Linked DNA regions of Mus musculus: region 1 is linked to region 2. A link is a loop called in an ENCODE intact Hi-C map of the cell type or tissue named here. Cell type or tissue: left cerebral cortex. All regions are shown on one strand. Each heading gives the region's core, and the rest is flanking DNA. Links, peaks and the distances in the headings are about the cores only. Region 1 holds the start of Gm42255 (a long non-coding RNA gene). Region 2 has its middle 27 kb from the start of Pdp1.

The links. A loop is a pair of places that touch in the nucleus more often than their neighbours do. Peaks named below come from ENCODE experiments on the same cell type or tissue, not always from the same donor. Only the 100,000 strongest peaks of a DNase experiment are listed, where the experiment ranks them.
Region 1: a loop joins it to region 2, with 3 times the contacts of the local background. A loop is called at or near these places in 5 of 42 quality-filtered maps.

Annotation. Positions count from the first base shown.
Region 1 is chr4:11,996,551-12,008,929 of GRCm38, forward strand. Gm52722 (a long non-coding RNA gene) reads left to right here. Exons shown (of 2, transcript XR_003955368.1): 1 at 1-2,360; 2 at 3,184-5,302. It overlaps Gm42255 (a long non-coding RNA gene), which reads left to right and starts at 5,946. Exons shown (of 3, transcript XR_881131.3): 1 at 5,946-6,123; 2 at 8,275-8,385; 3 at 8,812-9,235. In left cerebral cortex, for the core only: no CTCF peak of the experiment used is centred there; DNase peaks (open chromatin) are centred at 2,139, 2,502, 3,994, 4,412 and 3 more places; H3K27ac peaks cover 5,203 bases.
Region 2 is chr4:11,933,610-11,945,988 of GRCm38, forward strand. No RefSeq gene overlaps it. Among named protein-coding and RNA genes, the nearest start is that of Pdp1, 27 kb to the right of the region's middle. In left cerebral cortex, for the core only: no CTCF peak of the experiment used is centred there; a DNase peak (open chromatin) is centred at 6,690; H3K27ac peaks cover 646 bases.

The sequences.
Region 1 (12,379 bases), core at 2,014-10,013, 62 kb after region 2:
TGCACAGACATACATACAGGTAAAACACTCATATTCATAAAATAATAAATAAATCTAAAAATTAAATAACTACATTAGGAATACATCTTTATGTAAAACATTACAGTTACATGTAATAACAGAGATTTAAGGATGATTGAAGTTTAGTTCTAGGTCATATAGAGGAGTCAAGAGTCAGGAACTGATATCAAAATCATGTTCACTAAGAAACCAGGCTCTTTGCCCTTTGCTTTTTTTGCTGTCCAACATGGTCTCACAGCTTTATTCCAGTCTGCATGAAGTAGGAAGAGCCAAACGCAGACATACATGTGCATCCTCAGACCTGATATTTTGGAAGTTTCTCATAACACTTCATTTCTATTTTATTGGCTAGAACTTAGCCACACAAGTTCAGTTGGCTGCAGGACAGGTAGAACATGTAGTCCTCACTTGCCGTTTAGAGAGTAGCAAACCAGCATGGTGAGTGTCTGTTAAGGAATAAGAGAGGAAATGGATTGAAGTAGACAACAGTCTTGTCTACTCCTGAATAGACGATAGTCTATTCAGCTCCTGTATTGCCTGGATCTTTCTTATCTAGGCTATTGCTATTGCTCATTGGAGCTGGGTACTATTGTGTAGCTAGTTTGCCAAAGCATGGTGACATTTATACAAGATAATCTGTTATATATTTGATCCTCTGGAATAAAGGGAATACTGCATAAATAACAAGTAAAGAATAATTGATGTCAATTTGGAAGAGTGCACATTTCTGATAAAGCTGAGCATATCTCCAATAAAGTTCATTTTCTCATTCAAAGCTTGAAGTGGATACTCATGCATAGCTACGATGAAATGCCTAGAGTTGTGTTTCCGCTGATGTGCTGTTGTTGCTGGTGTTTGAATCTATCGTAGTACAAAACAAGGCAGCTCACAAACCAAGTTACTAGATCTGCAGCCTCGGGATGGCTGTGAATTTTAACACTCCCAACCCCATCACGTTCTCATCTGTAAATTATAAACAGCACTAGCTTCTTTCCAACAATTTTATGAGGATTAAGAGAAAAAATATTTAGCAGTTTTAATATTTCAGTCTATCACTGTTTGAATGCTGTGGGGTCATAAGCAGAGGCCAAGTCCTTTGATGGGACAGATAAAGCTCAGTAGCAGTTGTGCCAAGGACAGATGTAAAATACAAGGTCTCAGAACTGGAAAGATGGCTCAGCAGTTAAGTGTCCATATCACAGAGGACCGGAGTTCAGTTCCTGGCACCCACAGCAGGTGCCTCACAACCTCCTGTAACTCCAGCTCCAGGGCATCTGACTCCCTCTCCTGGCCACTATAAGGACCTGCACACAATACAAACAAAATGTATTTAAAAATAACCAGACAGGCCTCTCATATCTTGATCTCAGAGCTAACCAATGTTCACAGAGCAGGCTGTGTGGCGTGAAGAAAGAATGCAAGGCCGAGGTGCACCACTGGCCCTAGCACTCTGGGAGCAGGAATGGAGGCAATGTGGTAGATGGTGGTGTTGATCTGCTCCATTAATGTGGAACATGAGGGCACACCAGTGCCACTTTATAGTCAATTCATACAGGGATATTCCTTGTTCTGACTCCATATCATTATATTAATTGGTGAGAGACTTCATGACGAAGTACCACACAGCGAGTGGCTCACATCACAGAGGTTACATGCACTCTGGTTCCTGAGGAGACCATATCCAGGCGTTGTTTATCTTCAGGTTATCTCCTGAAGGCCGTAGAGGAAGGCCTCTCTCCTTGTCTTGAAAAAGGCTGCCTTTGCTGCTTCTCTCTTTACCTCATCTTTCTTCTGTGGATGTCTGTCTCCGTGTCCACATTTCTTCTTATTGAAGAAGACTCCATCCCGGACTTTATTTAACTTGATCATCTTTGTAAAGAATTAATTTCCAAAAACCTTTATATTTTAAGGTCAGGACTCTGAAGTATCATTTCATGGAGGGGAGGGGGTGTCATAATTACATCTACTTGCCAAAGAATCTTCTAGAGATAATTTAGCTTGCCTGGAGATTCTCCTCCGTGGAGAGCATGTGGGTGTTAGTGGTGGGAGCGCTTCTCACTTGCAGTGGATGCCTCGTGTTGGTGAAATAGAATTAGAAGAGACCCTCCTACACAAGAATCGCTCTTCTCAACAGTCAAGGAGAGAGGGAACAGTTCTGTTATTGAATAAGCACTAAAGCGCAGCGCGTGAGCATCCTGAGAAAACTGCTAAAGAGACTGCAAAGACAGAAGGAAGTGTTGCTCTTGATAGACAAGGAGAGGCGTTTCATCCCACGCGTGTCCTCGAGACCAACAATGCCTGGCTCCCAGATAAGAGGGCTTCCCAGGACACTATGCCAGGTAGCTTATTGCCAATGCACCTGGTTTGGGGTTGATTCCTTTCCTTCCTTCCCCGAGATATTTATAAACTGCTTTAAAGGTTACATAAGTCCCTTGATGGTCTTTCAACCCATGCATGCCTTTCTCTAGTCTTTGAGAGAGAGCGTTCTGAAAAGCCGTGGCCAGGGTGTGGGGAGTGTAGCACAGCACAGAGGCGGTAAGAATGCTTGCTGAGCAAATGAGAGGACCTGAGTCTGAGTTTCCAGATACTGTGTTCAAGTTGGGTGTGATAGAGCAAACTTCTGCTATTGCAGGGCTCTTATGAGGAAATGAGGTCAGAGACAGGAGGATTCTTAGAAGCTCTTAGGCAAGCTAAACTGACCTATACAGGAAAAAAATCAACAAAGGCACCTCATTGAAAAACTAGGTAGAAGGGGAGAGCCGATATTCAAGGTTTTGAACTCTACACATGTGTGTTAGCACACACATGCCTCATTTACACACACACACACACACACATGCACATACACACATGCACACACAAATGCATGAGTACATGCACATTCTCTCTCACACATAAATAACATGTGTAGCATTTTAATAAGCAAACAAATAAATAGGAAGGTAATGACCAAGAATGACTGTGACCCCATCAATCAGGTAACAAGGAAGAATGGGAGTCTATACTTCAATTATAATGCTCATTTAAAATACATTAGGAGCACTATTCTCTTGTATTTTTGAGAATGCTACACCTTAGTTTTTCCTTTACAGTTTAATTTTTATTTCTTTTATCTCACACTGAAATTTTTATGCTAAACTAAATGAAGTCCATTTGTCCTAGCCCTTCACAAAGGCGGCCTTGAGAAAGGGTCTGTGCTCCACCTCACCAGCAGGAGATGTCCCCATTTCTTCCAAGTGACTCAAGTAAGTGAGCTGAAGCATCCACCGGTCTGGCCTATGAGCAGTCAGGATTTTCAGGGAGATGTTCTGGGTTAAGCCTGTTCACAGATGTAAACTGAACAATGACCTCAAAAGTCTTTCAACATCCTTAGCCTGGAAGTCTCTTGTCCCAATAGCACCCCAGCTGAGACAAAAAAAAAACATGGTCAGAGTTTATACCAAATAAGAGATAATGATTCAACTGTGTCCTTAGAATCAAGGAACACGTGTATTTTTGTTCACCTTGGATGAACTGATTTTCCAACTTCAGACCAGGGTTTCCAATTCTATAATGAAGTGTGAAGGAGCACTTATGACTGATGTAACTAGGAAATCAGATAGGGGATATTTAAAAATATATATAGAGAAATAGTATTAAAACTCAGTCGAGCACTCATTAAAATGCTGTTTCCAGCTTTGTATCTGCCCTGAAAGCCAGGCTTTCCATCAGACCACCTTCTGCCATACATCGGGATTGTAGAGTCCTGCCGGACAGTGGGATTGTAAAGATTTTCCATCTTTCTTGGTAAACACTTGCTCATATACCCCTTCTCAGGCCATTCTACCCTATCTTTCTCAGCTTTCTCTGGTCGTCTCTGCGTTCTCTGGGTCTCAGGTACATCAATGGCTGCCATTTTCAGCACAGACTTCTGAGACCTAGGGGGTGGGGTGTGAAATGGTTGGAGATAGAGTAGGTTTTATTGAAAAGCCATGAGACTCCAGCGTGGCTGTGCAGGAAAACTGAACACCTTCTGACAGGGCTGGGATTTTAGTGAGTGGGATAGGATGATCTGACTTAAAACACTCTTTATAAATACAAGGCTCTGGTCTCCCTAAGCCATGGTACACACAGAGAGTCGGGACCAAAAGCGACTCCATGGAAAGACGATGTTTTAGCTGCTGCTTGTCCAGTGTTTGATAGCTGTGTTTGTTACATTTGAGCAGCTGAATGATTCACTGTAGAAAGACCTGACTGTAATCCCCATGTGTAGACAACTCATGGGAAGCTCGCAGCATTTATCTCTGAGATTCAGTGTCAAGGCTCATTTCAGGTCTCAGCCATTGTCTGCTACTTGGACCAAAATACTTCCCACAAACAGCTGAGGAGGATCTACTGGCTCATTCTGGCTTTTGGTTTCAGAACATTCAGCCCACGCTTGCCTGAGCCCTGTCCTTGGACAGAGCATTGTGACAATGGGGGTGTGTCATGGAGGCTGTCTGCTGCTGCTTCACAGACAAGCAACAAAGAGTGACAGGAGAGGATCTAGAGGGTATATTATCTCTGTCGCCTCCAACCAGCTCCCACCTCCTAAGTTTCCAAAGCCTTTCGAACTATTACCATAATCTGGAGACCAGCCTTTCAATATATAGGCCTCCTGGAAGGGCACTTCATACCCAAATGCAACCTTCTTCCCCTCACAACCAAAGCATTCAATAAATCAGAATCAGTGATTTTTAATGAAGGGATTATGGACGTGATAATTCATCATGTATTGAACGTCTTTCACCCAGCGTTTGCAGGAAAGAGCGGGTTTCTGTAATATGGAAAGCTGACAGACACAGCTTGGCTCTTTGCTGACCTAGAGTTATCTCGATATGCAGCGGATTGCTTATCTAGGGGGGATCTTATCTTGATTTAACTAAAGTAGCCCCCTATAAGGATTGCAGATCACAAAGAGACACACAGGAGGACATCAATAAAGAGGCAGAGGTGGACCCTCTCCAGTCCTCAGAATGAGCTCTGTGTCAGCCATGTTAATGAGACAAACATATTATCTAGCTAGAAGTTGCCCAACACAGTTGGAATAATTGAGAAGACAATTTGAAATGTGCATTTGCATCTGCGGGCATTAGCAATACATGAAGAGAATAGCAGGCCTTGTTAGAATACTGAACTAATGACAGTGTGAAGTTACCATGATAACCCATGCATGGAAAATGAGACATTGTTAATAACAGCATGATTACAATGAGAGCAAAAAGGTTGGGTAACATTAATAAAATGGATTATTTGAAAAGTAGAATGCATTCCATCTTCATCTCATTGTTTTTATTCTTTTTTGTACATATTTTTAAGGTACTCATAGAGAGCTCCACATCTATGCAAATATGCCTGCCCACTGCCATGTGGCAGATGGCTAAGACTGGTAGGCATCCAGGGTTTCGAAGGATGGAGAGTGGACTGCCCAGCATACCTCTGCATCTACCCACTGATACTATTAAGACCGCAGCTGTACTAGAAGTCATGTAGACAATGAATCCCTGCTGGTACAGCTAAACAACCATGGGCTAGATAGGATGATCATTTGATGACATCATGGGGAGGATGTAAGTCACCCTCGGAGCACTAGTCTGGATGATTTTATTTTCTTTCTGAGATAGGATTTTGCTATGTAACCCAGAATGGCTTGGAGCTTGTAGTCTTCCAGCCTCGGCCTCCTGAGGGCTGATGGTACAGCCATGCGCCTCCTGCTCGTCCTGGGTGACTTCATTTGCATCCCTGGGTTATGTTTCCATGGACTTCAGGGAGCTTTTCCAAGGTGCTTATATCATTTCACCTTTCACCTCATTGGCATGTACACGTGTCTGTCTTCTGGTAGGCTAAAGTCTTTGAGGGCCGAGGGTATCCTGTATTTTTATTTTAACTTTAAAAAGTTGTTTGTGTATATGTGCATGTATGTGCAGGTGCATATACTGTGGATATAGACTCATCACATGTGGATACCAGAAGACAACCTCAGATCCCCCTGCCTGTATCGCCCAAGCACTGAGATTATAGACGTAAGCTGCCATAACTGCTTTGCACAGTGCTGGGTTGAAACTACGTCTCTGTGCTTGCTGGGTAAGCATCTTACCAACTGTGCTACAAACCCAGTCATCCGGGGTTTTGGAGGCAGGGTTTCTAACTGTAGCCTGGAACTTGCCTGGTAGTGTAGGCCAGCTGACTGGTGAACCTTCCATGCCTCTGCTCTCTGAGCGCTAGCATACCAAGCATGGACCATGGCGCCATGTGGATTCTGGGGAATAGAACTCAGGCCCTTGTGCTTGCAAGGATGTCTGCTTGTCCTGTATTTCTCTTTGTACTCTTAAATCATCTAGACCCATTTTATACATAGTGGTGACATTCAATGCATGCCTGTCAATTTAACTTGCGAAGTCTTACTGTTTGTAATAAAGCAAAACCATTCTCTGACTGCATGAGAATAACATCAAACTGCAAAGAAATGAACTTGGAAGTTGTTGACAGGTACTTCTTCAGATCAGTTTTGATAGAGAGTGTAGACGAAGTTCAGTATTGAATATCTACTACTAAAATATTGTCCTTGCAAGGATGACAGGCTCCATCATCAATAAGTCCCCAAACCTCAAAGGCTTCTTATGGTGATAATCCACGTGTTTTAATTGAGAAGTCGAACTGTGCTGTGCACTGTGAAGATTATGGTGGAGATACCAATGTGGTTTCTGTCCTCAAATCACCTAGAGCTGAATTTAGGGTTAGGAGAAGAAAGCAGAGGATTGTAAAACACCAGGTACTGCATGGAGAGTCAGTGCAAACAGAATTCTCAAGGAGTCCAGGGGAAGGGGAGTTTCGAAGGCATAGTGTTCTGGAGCATAGCTTTGAACAGGCTTTGAAGGCACTGCCTTCTTTGTTAGCTGGTGAAAATGTCTCACTTTAGAGATCAGAGTCCTCTGTGATCCTTCCCAGACCTTCTTTGTCAGGTTCTGGGTAAAATCCAGGTCATAAATCTGAGAACTTCTTTGTGGTTAGAACAGCCAGCATTAGCCTTTGTGCGCTGCTGTAATAAAACCCCAAACCTAATGCCCCCAGTCCGTAAATGCAGCACATTTTGGTTAGGATGTCAAAAATCCCTTAGAGTGATAGGAACAAATCTTCAGTTTTACAAACATAGATAGTTGCTTCAGGGAACTTACCATGCCAGATGGTCTGCTAGGTAGAGCCTGAAAAAAGAACCCTAGCCTTCGAGCTGTGCAGAGGAGAATTTAGCTGGGCAGGGAAGCTGTTAAGTCTCTGTCTTCGTGACAAGCCGAGATGCCAAGTGGCTCAGAAGTGGCCCCATTAAGCTGGTCCTGTAGGTAGGCCCAGGGTGGGTGGTTCTATGGAGGCTGGCTGGCAGGCGTGCCACCGCTAATGTAGGCCTGCTTGTTGACTTGCTCTGCAGCAACTATAATGCTTTCAAAGCCACCAGGGAAATGGAGTTGATGCTGTCCTTTGCTCGCATCCACCCGTGTTAAAAGTACAGAGTTCAGACTCTTAAGTGAGAGTTGCTGCAGGGACATTTAGTCATGAATGAGTGATTGGGAGAGAGGTTAGTGTGAGTGCTACAGATGTAGGGGGCAATAAGGGCCCGAAGAGAGCTCAGCAGGATGGAATCCTGAGTTCAATTCCCAGAACCCATGGAAAAACAAAACAAAAATGTAAAAAGTCTGGGGTGGTGGTACAAGCTTGTGACCCCAGTTCTGGGGAGGTGGAAGCAGGCAGATAGATCCCTAGGGTTCACTAGCCAGCCAGCCTCATCTACTTTATGAACTCTAGTCCAGTGTAAGACCCTGTCTAAAAAACAAACAAACAAACAAACAAATAAACAAATACACAGTGAATTGTACCCAAGGAAAGACGTTTGAGGTTATCCTGTGGCTTACATACTCACATGTGGATACATGTACAGCCACATGCACATGTACAAACATGCATGCAAATACACACTCAAAAAGTAGGACAGGTAGGACACTGGTTAGCCGTCCTACTTCCTGTTTGTCGTTATCAGGAAAGATGGCTACGTGGTTTCCAACTACAGAGGATCCTGCTTTGCTCCTTGTCCCTTCTGTTAACAAACAGCAAACTGGGAGTCTTGATTCCTTTTTGTCGTTGTTCCTCAGTGTTACACTTACGCCTCACTACTAAAATTGTAGCCTACCGTGTCTGCACAGCTTTCCTGAGAGCAGGCCAAAATGGAGGACTCCCTTTTCTTAGCAGGGCTTCCTCTTCTCTGCCTGATGTGGGGAGCCCGACCCCCGAGTCTTCTACCTGAGGAATGTCCCAGAGTCCTTGGAAACATTTAAAGGTTCGACTTCCTCTCTTCAGGTAAGGACCTGCTCAGCAAGCGCTTGGTGTGACTGGGTTGCCTCTCCATGCAAATAAGGTATCCCCAGAACCTTCAGCATCAGCCAATGAAAGTTCACCCTAAGAAGAACCCCTCCCCACTCTCCAAGGTTCATACATAGCCCTTGATTCACCCGGAATAGAGTGTATGAGCACAAACTGTTTCACTGAATATCGTCTAAGACAGATGCAAGTAGCATTAAAATCCTCAGAGAAGGCCTTCCCCTTGTCCTCCCTTGGCATCCCCAGGTGGACCAGATTTTGAAGCCCCACCCATTCTGAGCTCTGCTTCACCCTTCCATCCTGGTGTTCAACAGTGCCAGGACACCCTAAGGGAGGAAGTAGAATGGGGAACCACACCTCAGTGCATGAATCCAATGCTGGTTGGCATGTTCTCTTGCTTTGCAGTGTGTAAGCTAATAACACTTCTCTGGCCGATATTGAGTAACCACTGGTGGAGAGAACACACCGTTTGTGATACATTGTGGCAGGCGGATGCCACAGGCCACACAAATACAAACCCCAGTGGATGTGCTCTTGATGACTGAGGTATGCACTTTTGTCTTGTTCTGGGCAGTGTAGAGGTGCATAAGAGGAAAAGCAGCCTGAAGATGGAAGCTCCTGGCTGGCAATCAGGGAAGAGCCCCAATGACTTTGCTTTGAATGGAGCGAGTGCTATCTGAAACTCAGTTGAATGTAATCTCCATTGTAGGTAGTTAGTAAAAAAGGATAGCTGTATCTAACTGTGATGTTTAGGAATCAGGCCTGTGGGAAGACTCTAGGCTTAGAAAAAAGCAGCGTGGTAGAATTCCCATTGTTGACTATTAGCCACTTTGTAGAAAGAGAGAGCTAGATTAGAATGTGTGTGTGTGTGTGTGTGTGTGTACACATATTCATAATAATAAATTAATAAATCTATATACTAAATCTATATATTATATATTATTATATAATAAACATTACATAATAAATAAATCCTTTTTTGAAACAAAAGAATGTAGCATATTAGATGAGGTGCTTGGGAAAGAGGAAGGAGAAGAGGTAGAGCCTAGTGGAGGGTGTGGAACATCCGGCCGATTTACTATTTCCAAAGGGCAGCAAGCGAGGAGGAGGCTCACTCAGAGCCATCTCTTCCCACAACACTGTACATGGAACTGTCCATCCTTTACATCTGCCTGAGAGGTCATCCCGATGCCAACCACGGCACTCCTGTGATTATAATTACTTGGAGTTCACTGGGTTTAAATAATACTTTTATCGTGTGGGTGTATGATGTGTGTGTGTGTGTCAGGGCAGGGGTTAGGGGTTGGGTGTGTTTGCCACAGATTGTGAGTGTAGGTCAAAGGACGACATTCCTGACATTGGTTCTTGCCTGCCATGAATTCCAAGGTTCAAACTCAGGTCACCAGTGAGTAGTTTTGATGGTCAGCTTGACACAATGTAAAATCACCAGGAAGGGAAATCTCAGGAAGGGAAATCTCAGTGTGGAAGCAGCTAGATTAGGTTGACCTGTGGACATACAAAGTCTGAATGGAGCCATTTCACATGGTGGGCGGGGCACCAGATGAACAGGAAGGGGCGTTCTGAGCACTAGCGGGCACTCATTAACTCTCTTGTCTGTGGATGCTGCATGCCTAGCCTCTTGACTTCCCCACAATGATGGACTGTATTGGAATCATGAAAGAACTAAACCCTTTCTCCTTTAAGTTGCTTTTGTTAGGATATTGTACCTCAGCAATAAGAAGCAAAAGTAAGATGTACCACAAACATTTTTAAACCTTGAACTATATGCCAGCCCTGTTCACTGGCTTAAGGGTCGTTTGACACCCCCCACCCCAGCATGCATTGTGGTGTATTCTCTCCCTATCTCAGACATCCTTTCTTCTGGAAAAGACTGTTCCTTGACATGCTTCCTTTTCTCACTTCCTCTTGGGAGTTACATAATTGATTCCAAGGAAGCTGGAGCCACCACAGCCTTAGCAGTACCTACTAACCAATCCATACAACCCACACCCAGCCAGTGTGATGGGATTGTGAGAGAAATCCACTCAAAAGAGATCCAGTTAGTATTGCTCTCGAAATGCTGGCATTTGGCTTGCTAACCACACACCATGCATGAAAGAGACTCCTCTCAGGGTAGACATCATGATCATGGGGAAGATCTACCTGAAGACAAGTACGGATTGACAGGTTGAAGGAAGCATCAGAGTGTGGAGGGCACCAGTGTCTGAGCCCTGAGGACATAGAAGGTGTCTGAGTGTGCGAGAAATGTGGTTCTCAGTGCAATCCAGCAATGCAGCAGCAGCTAGAGACAAATTCTCAGGCCCCACCCCAATCTTGCCTTACTAGAAACTCGGGAGCAGGCTCCAGCCACCTGTGTTCCTATGAACTGAGTAAAAGACTCCAATACTTGTTAAAGTTTGGAAGTCACAGTCTCTTTTAGTTACGTCAGCCAGTAAATCTGCTTACGAGCATAAGGCAGTTGGGTTTTTGTTTCCTGTGTCACCTGTACTTTGAACTAGCCAGACTGATGAAGCAATGACAAACACAGCTATAGTGTGTCCTTTGAGTCCCCAGGAATCTGTTTACTGGGGGGTTGGGGATGGGAATGGAGGTGCATTCTTGCCTCTGAGTGGAAATCTGGAAGAGTCCCATTCTCTTTGCCTCTTTCTTCTTTTCAAGATTTCTGCTCATTAGGACAAAATATGCATAGCATAAAATGTTATCCTGCTGCTGACGTGGGTGCACAGGTCACGAGCGTTAAACACTCACAGCGAGGTGCAGTTGGAATCATCTTTTAACCCCAAATAAACTTGGCTCCCATTAAACAGTGACTTCCCGTCGCTCTCCTCCCTGATGCCTGGAAGTCATCTTTCTCCTTTCCCTTTCTGTGTATCTAACTACCCGAGGCGCCCAGGGGTGTTATATATACATCGCTTATCCTTTTGTCAGTGACTCTGTGCATGAGACATACGTCTTCAACATTTGTCCATGTATGCATTATATACTGTGGTCTCTTGTCTGTTGGAGGCTGAAGGAGTCTGCTGTTTGCACACTCCACAGTTTGTTTATCCGTCATCCACCAGCAGATGCTCGTTTGGCTTCCAGCTCCGGGCTTCCAGGAGGACGCATGCGCACATGTCTGCTTGAGTCTATTCTCTCCCAAGCACTCTCAGCTCAGATACTTCACAAATCTACTCTCTCTACCAAAGTGATAAATGGGTTCTGCACACGGGATATTTTTCTCCTACTTTTTTCAATGTAACTCAATACCCTGTTATACAACTGAAAACACATGCTACATCCTTATTATAGTTCTTAAAGTCTGAGTCATAGCCCAACCCTCAAACAGGAAGGGAAACTCACGGGCACTTAGGAAGCACAGGGCTGGTCCCAGAAAGAGCTTTCTGAGTCTTTATCTCATAAAATAGGTGTAACAACTTTGCCAAACAAGGACTCTTATCTTTTACAGAGGAGTAAACTCAGTTTCAGGCAGGACAAATAGCATCTCTGGTCCCACAGCTCCAGATCCCAGATTAGAATCCTAACAGTTCTGTGGATCTGTAGAGCAATTACATAATCTTTTCTACCTGCTCCAATTTCATGTCCAACTGGAGAGATTAAACTAAGTTACAGAATACTGATGGTAAATTAAAAAAAAAGTTTGTAAAGGTTATTTTAATTTTATATCAACAAATGTTTGGTCTCCATGTGTATGTGCAGTACCCATGGAGGCCAGAAGAGGGCATCAGATTCCCTCTGGAACTGGAGTTGTAGATGGTTGTAAGATGTGGGGGCTGGGAACTAAACAGAAGTCCACTGTAAGAGCAGTAGTGCTCTTGGCCACTAAGCCTGCTCTCCAGCCCAGTGACCATAAATAAAAATGGGGATACTCACCCACTGGTTGGAGAGCAATCTGTGTTGGAGGTTGAACGTTCTCAGGACCTCTAAGAATCAGTGATTTTTATATCAACAG
Region 2 (12,379 bases), core at 2,820-10,819:
ACCAGACTGGGTCAGGCAGACTCAAAGCCCACATTAAAAACTGACCAACCTCTTGGGATGAGGGGTTGCCTCTCTTTTCAAGAGGTATTTCCAGACATGCTGGAAAAGGGCCGCTTAATAAAGTTTCAAGCTTACATTCTTACCTCCAGTGTCCCTAAGACCTGGAAGGAAGAGAGAGAAGATGTAAGACAGTTCTCCCAACCCCCAACCCTCAAGGCTCTGCAATGTACTAGGAAACCACTTCTCTGAGAAAATGAGGTAGAGGGGCATTGACATAAATCCATGTCTGCCACACCGGGGCAGTGTAACTACACCCTGCCATCTCTCTGCCAGCCACGGAGGCTTCTACAACCCCAGCCCCAAATCCCTGGAGAGAAGCCCTGCTTGATGAACAGAACAAGCAGATGGGCAGTCTTGTAAAGGGCCAAGCATCTATTGGGGACACTGTGTTCTCTTGTCTAGGACAAAAATTGAAGTTGAAAATAGCTCGATCCATGTGGTGAGAAGGGCTCAGAAGGGGGATTAGGCAGGGGAGTACATTATCAAGGATAATATTGGTGGTGTTCCTCCGGGGAGTCCCAAATAGGCAGCTCTTCTTTATAAGCGAGCTGGGGAAACATCTTGTCTGTCTCTGACTCTGCTTTGGTTCAGAAACAATCTAAGTGGAATCTTCTTTTATTAGCAACAAAAATCCAATTTCTTTTTTCCATTCAATTCATGAGAGAACTGAGTGAATAGACCAGAGCTGACAAAAAACCATTTCCAAAAGAGTGTTGGTGACTGATCGGATGGGTGTTGGGATGCATTTCACAGGGCACTAAAGCAATGCTGAGAGCTGGGTTCTCATAACCAGGTCAGAAGACCCTGTTAGGCCACTGTAAAACAGTGGTAAACTTGGAACAAGCTTGCCTTGTTGATAAACTTACTATGAAAAGGAAGAGAAAGTAGCACCCACCTGAGAAAAACTACCTACTAACAACTCGTGAGTAAGTGAGCTGAATGGTCAGTACTCTTTTGTTGCTATTTACTGATCATGATGTGGTCAAGCTTGAATTTTAAGTTGAGATCAGCCTGTGAGGGCAAGATTCACATGAGAGGAACAAAGCCTGAAGAGGGAGGTAAAGGAAGAAGCAGGGGGAGGCTGAGGAGCCAAGTGGCTGCTCTCCCCAGCCTTTAGTGGGGGGAAAGGAGACAGGAGCCTTGACAGAAGAAGGAGGTGCTGGAGAGAGAGATTTTGGCTACTGGATCTCCTGTGGACGTTTGTAAGGTACTAGCAAGAAGGGGCAATAGGGAGAGGCTAAAGGAACTAACAGCTGCTCTGTGGCATGACTGGTCACTCTGCCGCCTGGCCTCTGCTTCCTTTCCTTATAGCGTGAGAACACTGATTGTACTATGACTATCCACACTCATTGGCTATGTTCCCAGCCATTCCTTCAGGTAGATATGGGTGCCTTGTACCCAGAAGTAGAAATTTTAAGTGGTTTACTGAGGGAAACTCTTGACTCTCATAGGAGAAAGTCATTTGGCCTTCTTTATTTGAAAACAGTAAATTGTAAAAAAAAAACAAAAAACAAAAAACAACAACTTTCCACACATTATCTGAGCATATAATTATCTTACTAATGAAGGAGCCAGTAAGATGTCAAAGCTGGTCCAGCTAAAAAGAGGCTGGGTGTGGCAGTATACCCCTGTGATCCTGCCATCTGGAAGGCTGAGGCATAGGAATAACCATGAGTTCATGGCCATTCTGGGTTACAGTGAGTATCAGGCTAGACATGGGTTCATAGCATGTATCTGTCTTAAAAACAAAACAAATAAAGTAAAACGCACAAAAGCAAAAATCACAAAACCAATGCAGAAGCCACAACAAAAACCCTGGAGCAGTAATGCCCAGTTATATACAAAAGTGGTTCCTGCTCTTCAAGGCAACAAAATCATGTCTTCCTGGGGAAGATGTACTGTGTCGTACTGGTTTCCTAAGTTAACATGTGACTTTGGAGTTGAGTCTAAATCAACAGTAACTGAAGAACAAATCGTTTCAAGAGCAGGCTGATCCTGGTGGAGTCTGGTAAGGCTGTTCTCTGGATCCTACACTTGCTCTTTCCCCAAGATTTGCTTGTTTTCCTTGAATCGACCTTTCTTCTTCTAGGATGATGGGAATAAGATGCATCGACTAGAGCTGGGGCCACTATGAGGATGGAATCTCTGAACAAGAATGGCAGGTCAGAAAGGAAGAAGGAACCAGGTCTAACGATTACATAGCCACGAAAACAGCCCTGTGCTGCCCACTTCTCAGCTCTTCCTATGAAATACATGGGGAAGCAAGTGTCTCTAGCTTAAGCCGCTGACATTTTGGACTTCTGTAGTGTGAAGTCACATTTAATTTTCTGAAGAGGTAGGAGAAAAAATATTTAAATAATGCAGGAAATTGTGTGTTTACAGAGACTTGGTCAGGAAAGCCTTAATAAGACCTATTAAGGAAAGAATGGTTAACTTGGTTTCTATGTCACAGACAAGTGAGACCTTTCCTCCATACTAGTTGGTAGTTACGGTTTCACTACAGGCTTGAAAAAGAAGATACCAAAGAGCCAATTAGATCGCAGACAAACTGATAAAATTAACCTCAGAAACTAGGATGATGGCCCCAAGTGAGAAAATGGAATATTTATTAATTTATTTACATATTCCATAAAGCCTGCTATTTTCTCAGTATAATTCTGTGTAACTATATGCCATATGATGCTCTATACATAGTATACACCTGATGCCGTATGTACTTGTGTTTGACTTAACATAATTTTTCTCCTAAAAAGATTTTGGACAGCTATGAAATAATCTATCATGTATATTTGACATATCACCCAGCATTTAAAAGTACCTACCTTGAACAGACACTGAATTTCATTCTAAAACCAGTTCCCCCAATTAAGTGAGCTGTTTCACTAAAGCTGTCTCCTGAGAGTCTGTTCTTGAGGTCTGCTTCTGGTTGTAATCCTGGGAGATCATGATGCTGGGGGGTGGGGAGGAGGGAGGGGAAGGAGCCTGAACAGCGTTCTCCAATGGAGTATCTATCACTATATATATATATATATATATATGCATGCGTGTGTGTGTGTGTGTGTGTGTGTGTGTGTGTGTGTATACCGCATGTAAAGGTGGGATCCATACCCAGCAGTAAAGGGCCATAAGAGTGGTCCCAATGTGCTCCATATTTGAATGCTTAATCATCAGGGAAGTGGTACTACTTGTAAAGGATTAGAAAGATTATGAAGCCTTGTCAGAGGAAATGTGTCACTGGGGGTGGGCCATGACTGTTTGTTGTCTAAAGAGAGAGAAAGAAAGGGTGTAGAGTTGAATGGGTGGGGGTGTGAGGAGAATCTGGAAAGAGTTAGGGGAGGGGAAACTGTGATCAGAATATCTTGTATGAAATTTAAAAACATAAAATGATCATGGATGAGCTGGACCATGCACCGAGAGGGTGAACAATGGGAACACAAAACTCACAGCGTGCTGGAAAGTGTACTACTGACAAGCTGTTCCCAGAAAGGGACTTAGGGAACCGACTGGAGCCTTGTATTAGCTCAGAACTGCCTTATCTTCCTTCTTCTTCCCAGTCTTTGCCAGGAGATGTGGGAGATGAAGGGGCTCAAGCCTTACCTAGTCAATCCTGCTCTCTTAGTAAATACGGTTCAGCTGTGAATAGGAAACTACCTACCGAAGCATGCAATTGCATTATAGGTCTGTAAGCTGGCGTGTGACTCTTGTTCTAAACTTAGTTTAGAATTAAACTCTATTCCTTGTCCATGTTGAGTCCAAACACTGTTCTATGTGATTATTTTACAGCTGTCCACGTTCAGCAGAAGCTATTGTTTAGAATTAAAAAATCATGTTAAGAAATGAGCCCAAAGGAGGTAGGAGTGAGGTAGGGTGTGAGCTTATAAAAGGAATACATATACCCATTCCCCTGCTTTAGTCTGGGCTCTCAATTGGTCCCCTTTTCTCTTCTCTGAGGGCAGAACTTCCTCTATCTTAACTTAAAAAAAAATCAGATTGAACCAGGGAAAGTTATAAGAGAAAAAGGATTGAGCATGGATGTTATAATCTTATATAACAGGTATTTTTATAACACAATTTAAACCTAATACGGCTTTCCTTTAGTTGCTATATTTATTTTTGAGAGCACAGTGCTTTGGGATCACACACTGGGCAGGATTGTTCCCGACTGCTCAGTCCACCCTGGGGCTTTCTCTCCACTTAGAGGCTGGCTATGTCTGTGTTTTTGCAGTCGGTGCTAATAAAGCAATACATGTCTTTTTTGGGTATACAGTGGGAAGCACCCTTTGTCTCCTTTTGAATTTGAGGCCACAGTCAAATAGCAAAAAAAAAAAAAAAAAAAAAAAAAAAAAAGGCCCAAGGCATATCTACCCGCAACCTACTTCACCCACTGTTTCATTAAGGCAGGTGAGTGATCTTGGTAGAGAAGAGAAATTAATCTTAACTGGTGGTAAGAGGAAGGAAATGATTCTTTCTACAGAAAGTAAAATTCTCTGATATCTAAAAGAAGCTAATTAGGTCAGCAAGGAGAAGACTTGTTCTTCAGAGCATGGACAAAGGCGACCCAGAAGCAAGACTCTCCAGGATTGGGACAGAGATGGCAGATGCAATGGACATGATCTGAATTTAACGAACAGATCAAATAGGAACTGTACCCCCAGCTTGTGTGATGCAGGCAACTTTTGCTTATGTCACTTGATAAAACAGCCTGCCTCCATCTTGGGCTTGAAAGCTATCTTATAGTAAAGTCAAATTAGGTTCATTTCTGCATATGATTAAATCTCAGTTTTTCAAGGATTTGGCTATGTCCCTCTTGTAATCTTAACTACAAAAGATTCGGTATGCCTGTACAACCATATATTTGTTTCAAAAAGTTGTTATGATCACCTTGCAAAACTGTCTTTGTTTCAGAAGATTGTTATAAGCAACTTATTATGTTCTTCTGTAATCATGCCTATTTGCCTAGCAAATCCCTCATTTAGAAACCCCTTACTCCTGAACTATAAAAACCCTTATCTTACCCATTTCAAATTCTGACCTCTTGATCCCTGCCTTCAGAGCGAGAGAGACAGGCCATGTACACAAATCAAAAAAGGTCGCTTTAATTAATTTGGCCATGATGATTTGGGTGGGTGGTTTTTCTCCTCACATAAATGGGATTAAAACACTCTCCTGCTTTTGTCTAGAGCTGTTGAGATGATAGAGAAGCCATTATCTTGCCCTTAAGCTATAAATGTTCATAGTCCAGCCATCCTTAGAGTATTCATAGAATTTTTCATACTCAGAGACAAGCAAATAAAGGACTCCCCTAGTAACATCCAAGAGGCCCTGGCCTCTGATCAGCTACAAGACTGGAAATAGCGTCCCAAACTTCCACGACAGCCCATCTACCCTGAGAATGGCCAAGCTAAGAACTAGGAGTGGAGGTGATGGGTCACCCTACCTCCTCAGCAGGGGAAGTGGCTTAAATGAAAGTGATAGAGAAAAATCAGAATGCAACAACAATCAACCATGAACAGAACAGGTCCTGCCCACAAACATCACTTGTTAGATGACAATAACACCTTTAAAAGAATTCTTCTACAGCCGGGCGCGGGCGTGGTGGCACATGCCTTTAATCCCAGCACTTGAGAGGCAGAGGCAGGTGGATTTCTGAGTTCGAGGCCAGCCTGGTCTACAGAGTGAGTTCCAGGACAGCCAGGGCTATACAGAGAAACCCTGTCTCGAAAAAACCAACCTCCCCCCAAAAGAGAATTCTTCTACAAATTCTACTTTGTGTATGTGCACTTGTACAACTGTGTGAAGAGGCCAGAGGCTGGCGTCAGGTGTCTTCCTCAATCACTCTTCACCCTATTTTTCTATTTTAATGTGGTATGTATGTGTTTGCATGTTTCTAAGCACGTATGTAGACGCAAGGCACACGTATAAACATTCATGTGGAGGCTCCAGTTTGCAAATATTGTCGGGAATTTTCCTTCATTGCTCTTCTGCCTTATTCAGGCAAACTCAGGGCTCACTTACATGGCTAGTCTCTCTAACAAACTTACTTTGGAGATGCACTGTCTCTGCCTTCCACTCTGGAACTTCGGAGGTCTACTACCAAGCCCACTCGGCATCTATATATGTTCTGAGGATATTAATGTCAGTCCTCATGCTTGAGCAGCACGCATGCTAACCACTGAGCCATGTCCCTAGTCCCTCCACCTGGTATTTTGAGACAGGTTTTTTACTGAACCTGGAGCTTGACAATTTGGCTATAGTGCCTGGTCAACAAGGACCAGGAATCTGCCTCCCAAGTGCAGAGATTACAGGTGCATGCTACACTGTACCTGGATTTTTACATGGGTTCTAGAGGATCAAACCCAGGGGTTTATATTTGCTTTATAAAGCACTTCACTGACTGAGATATCTCTTGTGCCCCACAAACCCTAATTTTGAACATACATAGTCACCACTAAGATAAACCCCAAAGCCTCAGAAGTTTAACATGACTGAAAAACACAGTAAAGAAAAAAAGCCATTTGGGAGTTGTCATCTGCTCCTCCTTTGCCTACATTGCAAACTGTGCAGAGGTGGAGAGGAAAGGAAGGAGCAAGAGTGTTGATCAGACTCACCGGAGAGGGAGGGCATGGCCAAAAGCAGGGACGTGGGTGAGCAGGGAGGAGGGTGTGAGGGCCCTGGCATTTACAGAGTGCAGAGGAGTTGAAAAAAAAGTTGGAACATTCATTACCCATGAATTATGACTTCTATCTTTTCAAAAATTGTAGAAGTTTGAGTAAAACTGAAATCCCGATTCATCCGGGAGTCATTAAGTGGACTGTGCCTGTGTGAGTCTATCAGTGTGGTGGTTTGAATGAGGATTCAAAGATTTGAATGCTTGGCCCTCAGTGGGCAGAGCTGTTTGAAAAGGATTAGGAGGTGTGGGATCATTGTAGAGGGTGTGTCATGGGGGTGGGGGGAGGGAACTCTGAGATTTCAAAAGCCCACATCTTTCCCAGTTAGCTGTCTCTGCTTCCTACTTACCTACTTATGGATCAGCAGTAAGCTCTTAGCCACTGTTCCAGCACCAGGGCTGTCTGCCTGCGACCATGTCCCTTGCTATGATGGTCATGGACTCAATCTCTGAAACTGCAAGCCCCAATAAACCTTTTCTTCCACAAGTCACCTTCACCATGGTATCTCTTCACAGCAATTGAAAATTAAAGACATGGTGTGACATAAACGAGGTAACAAGGCTTCCTATCTGTGAACAGGTTAAACTATAGAAAATGCGGTCACTCTGCTTATTTCAAACCCTTTCTTTGTGATCCAAGGCCAATGATGTGCCAAGTTCTTCATAATCTATGTCTTACAAAATAATATCTCCTATCTTTATTATCCATTTGCAATTAAGCACATTTATTCAAGGCAATTATTCAAAAATATAATTGAGGGTTTGAGAGGTGGCTCAGCTGTTAAAATCCAGGCTCACCACCAAAAAGAATATAATTGAGAATATAAAACTGTACTGTAAGGGATTCACTGCAAAAGATTTTTTAAAGGTACACAGTCCAATATATTGCAAATGTGCAAATGGACCAGACCTGCACATGTATACCCATGCAGCATCTTCAAATGGCTACAGTTGATAAGCACATGTAATCATCACTTTCAGTATGTAAAAACAACCTTCTAGCCTATCTTCAGGACACCGTATTAGCTAGATCGCTCCTTGCGTGGCACCATATAAAGAGGAAAGAGTTGTTCAGTTTATATAGGTTTTAGTCTATTGTGGCCCAATGTGTACTAGAGCATTTACACCTTGGTGGACAGGACACAGAGAAGGAAGAAGGGATGCTGGACCAGACATAAAGTCACAGCCTGGCATTCATTTCCTCCAGCCAGGCCATATCTCCCCAAATAGTGTTGCAAGCTTGGGCCAAGTATAATATACAAGCCTGCTGAGGATACTTCACCTTCAAACCCTAACACTACTCAGTGCAGCACAGAATTCATTGAAATGGTTCCATGGGGCACACATTTTCAAGCATGTCAAGTGGGAGTGTAAATAAACTTGTTCCCATGTGTTCCCTATTGTATCAGCAGCACTGGGGGAAAGATATAATTCATAAGATAGATACTGGGAAAGACACTATCTATGCAAAAGAAATGAAAGTTTTATTTTATAGATATTTCAAAATGAATAGTGTTAGAATTCTGTCTAAACTCCACCCCACAGTTACCTGGCAACAGCCAGCTATGCTCCTCCTCACAGTTACCTGGCAACACTCAGGCCTAGCCCACTATAAAAGGGGCTGCTCCCCCCCCCCCCACTTTGCTCTCTTGCCTCTCTCTCTTGTCTCTTCTTCTTGCTCCCCCTCTCTCCCCATCCCTTCCGACATCTCTCCTCGTGGTCATGTCCTGCCTCTACTTCTCTACTCTCTTCCTCTCTCTCTCTCTCTGCCTTACTACCCTCTTAACTTCCTCCCTATGCCCTGAACAAACTCTATTCTATAACTCTATACCGTTGTGCGTCTGGTCCCTTAGGGGGAGGGATGCTTTGGCATGGGCCCACTGAGACATCCCCTTCCCCTATACCTCACCACACCCCCATAGAACATATTCTTATAACTTTATCTTTTTATAAATATATCAAATAGTACATAGATAAGCTGTATGGAAAAATACAATATTTCAACCCAAGAAAAATTTAATTAGAGGGGAATGGGTGAATGTAATTATAGTAGAACTCGGGCAACATGGTGGGGAAAGGGGATCGTTGGGATTAAAGGTTTAAATTGGGATAGAATTGGGAGAGGAAACAGTACAGGGTGAGTTAGCCAAAACTAAGAATATATAAAGCATCCTTGTAGAAATCCACTAATATCAATAACTGGCTGCTCCACTGTAAGAGACTGCAGGTGGAGAACAGGGCTGTGAAAAGTGGACTCTGGGCATGGCATTGCTGTTACACACAACAAATCACAGCAGCTGTGGTCACCTATATGGTCAAGCCAGCCAAAATTCCAGCATGGGTGTGGGAATGGCCCCAAAGCCCCAGGCTTTCAAGATAAGCTATCAGCAGTTGAGACAAGGAGAGTTAATTTTCTTTGAGGGTGTAGTAGGTTGCCCATGCCCCCTGGCCCCACAATCATGTGCATATATAGACAACACTACCTAGACAAAGGGATGCTGTAAAGTTGGGAGGGATACTGGGTGGGGGAGTTGGAAGGAGGTAATGGGAGATGGGTGCAATTTGAATACATTGTAGGAATGGGTGAAAGCTTCAAAGAATAAGTAAAACCTTTTATTAAAATATTCCAGTATCTACCTGGATTGTCAGGAGTTGAACCAGGTGATCTGAGGACAGAAGGTCAGGGGAGGCTAGTACATTTCCACTCTGTGTCTTTTCATTTCCAGATGGCATCCGTTATCTCTTGTTTTTCTACAGGGCTGGCATTTTAAAGAACGTGTAGATATGATTAGATGATTAGAGAGAGAGAGAGAGAACATTCATCTAAAGTGTACTATGTGATTAATTTTTTAGTATATTCAGAGCTGTGCAAAACATCAATTTTAAAGATTTTCAAAATCCTTTTTCTCCAAAGCAAAAACAAGCAAAACAAAACAAACCCAAACAAAACAAAAAATGCAAAGAGAACAAAATCCATTGGCAGTCATGCCTCTAATCTCCAAGTTCTCTTCCCAGATTCAAGCAGCTGTTTAGCTACATTCAGTCTCAGTAGAGAAGCCCCCTTTGAGTATTCACAGGATAATATAAAATGTAACTTTTGCCTTCAACTTTGCTCTTTTACTTAGCATAATGTTTTCAAGACTTAATCATATCCTAAATATTCTATTCCTTTGAAACAAGGTCATATTTCATTTTATGGACATGCCCATATTACAATCTATCCCTATGCCAGCTAGTGGGCATTTGAGTTGTTTCTACTTTTATAATAATGCTTTATATATAAAGAGTGCTTTAATGAATGTTTGTGAATAAGATTTGGGGGAAAGGATGTTAGTTGTGACTATCGAGTGTCTGCTACCCAAGCTCAAGGCATAAGTTTTGATCCCCATGATGTAAAAAGACAGCTAAGGCTTGTGACTCATCACTTGGGATCGGAGACAGAGACAAGTAGATACAAGACAATCCAGCCAATTGATGAGACCCAGGCTCAATGAGAGTCCCTGTCTCAAAAAATAAGTTGGAGAGAGATAAAGTAAAATACCTGATATATACATTTGGCCTCCACAGGCACATGCCTGGGCACGCAGACAAACTAAAGATTTCGTGTTGAAAAGGGCACATTTTAATTTCACATTATATACATTTCCATGTAGAGACTGCCATATCCAGGGATCCACCCCATAATCAGCTTCCAAATGCTGACACCATTGCATACACTAGCAAGATTTTACTGAAAGGACCCAGATGTAGCTGTCTCTTGTGAGACTATGCCGGGGCCTAGCAAACACAGAAGTGGATGCTCACAGTCAGCTAATGGATGGATCACAGGGCTCCCAATGGAGGAGCTAGAGAAAGTACCCAAGGAGCTAAAGGGATCTTCAACCCTATAGGTGGAACAACATTATGAACTAACCAGTACCCCTGAGCTCTTGACTCTAGCTGCATATGTATCAAAAGATGGCCTAGTCGGCCATCACTGGAAAGAGAGGCCCATTGGACACGCAGACTTTGTGTGCCCCGGTACAGGGGAACGCCAGGGCCAAAGGGGGGGGAGTGGGTGGGTAGGGGAGTGGGGGTGGGTGGGTAAGGGGGACTTTTGGTATAGCATTGGAAATGTAAAAGAGCTAAATACCTAATAAAAAATGGGAAAAAAAAAAAAAAAAAGAAATGATTTACTGAATCATATGGAAACTATATACTGAAATTTCTCAGAAACTGCTAGTTTTCCAATGTGCTACTAAGTTTTCATTCCTAGTTACAATGTATGAGCATTCCAATTTACTTACATTCTTGCTATCATTTTCTACTGTATTATAGCTCACTGGCTTGGATAAATGAAACATTATGGCTAACTTTGGTTTTTAGTTGCAGTTATCTAATGATTAATATTGTCTATATTTTTATGTGTTTTATTGCTATAGTACCTATACACATTTCTTTCACAGGATGTTTATTCAAAATCATTGACTATGTTTAAAAGAGGTATTTTATTACTAGGTGGTAGGAATTCTCTATATAACCTAAACAGAATTGAGGACATTTATCAGCCATATTCTCTCTCTCTCTGTCTCTGTCTCTGTCTCTGTCACCATCTCTGTCTGCCTCTCTCAGCCTCTATGTGTATGTCTGTCCATCCCACAAGCTATATTATTTGTAATACTTTATTTCATTGAGTGAAAATAGGTGAGAACAGTGCCCACTAGTAGGCAAAACGACAAGAACTGATTACACCAAATCACTTTCCTACAACTTATCCTTTCGGTGTCACATCTAATAAGGCTTAGCTTGATAAAGGTCAGAAAGATGTGTGGTTTTCTCTTACAGTGTTCTTATTGTCCATTTATTATATTGGTTTGAACTATTCATTTGAATCTTTAATTCATACTGATTCAACCTTGTACATAAAGGAGGAAAGGCAACCATCCTTGTAGGATGGTATGTGGCTATCACTGCTACTAACACTTTGGTGAAGAAACTATTCATTCCATATTACAAACCTTCTTGCTGCCTCTCTCAGAAATCAGGCCACACCCTCTGAAGCTGACAGGTTCCTGTGGTGAAGGTTGAAACACAGAGCAGAGCTAGGGGCTAGCCCAGCTCCACCCCCTCAGAGCTACAGGATAAATCTGTGATCCTATTCTATACCTGGCTCCTTAGCAAACTGACAAGACCAGACTAAATTACATAATGGGGAACTTCCTGCCATCCCCTGAAAACCTGGAAAGGTTATCCCTTTGTAGGGTGGTTTGATTAGAAACTGCTCCCATAGACTCCTGGGTTCATAGGGAGTGGCACTATTAGGAGCTGTGGCCTTGCTAGAGGAAGCGTGTCACTCTGGAGGCAAGCCTTAAGAACTCATTTGCTCAACCTAGGACAAGTAGGGCAGACTCTCCTCGATGCCTCCATAACAAGATGTAAGACTGTCAGCTACTTCGCTAGCACCATGTCTGCCTGCATGCTGCCTCTGTTTCCTGCCATGATGATAATGGACTAAACCTCTGAACCATAAATGAGCCCCAGGTAAATACTCTCCTTTTTAAGGATTGCCAAGGTCATGGAGCCTCTTCACAGCAATAAAACCCAAATTAAGACAGGGAGAATTTTCTCAAGGTTCTCTCTCCTTCGTCTTTGTCCTTCAGCCTCTCCTCATCC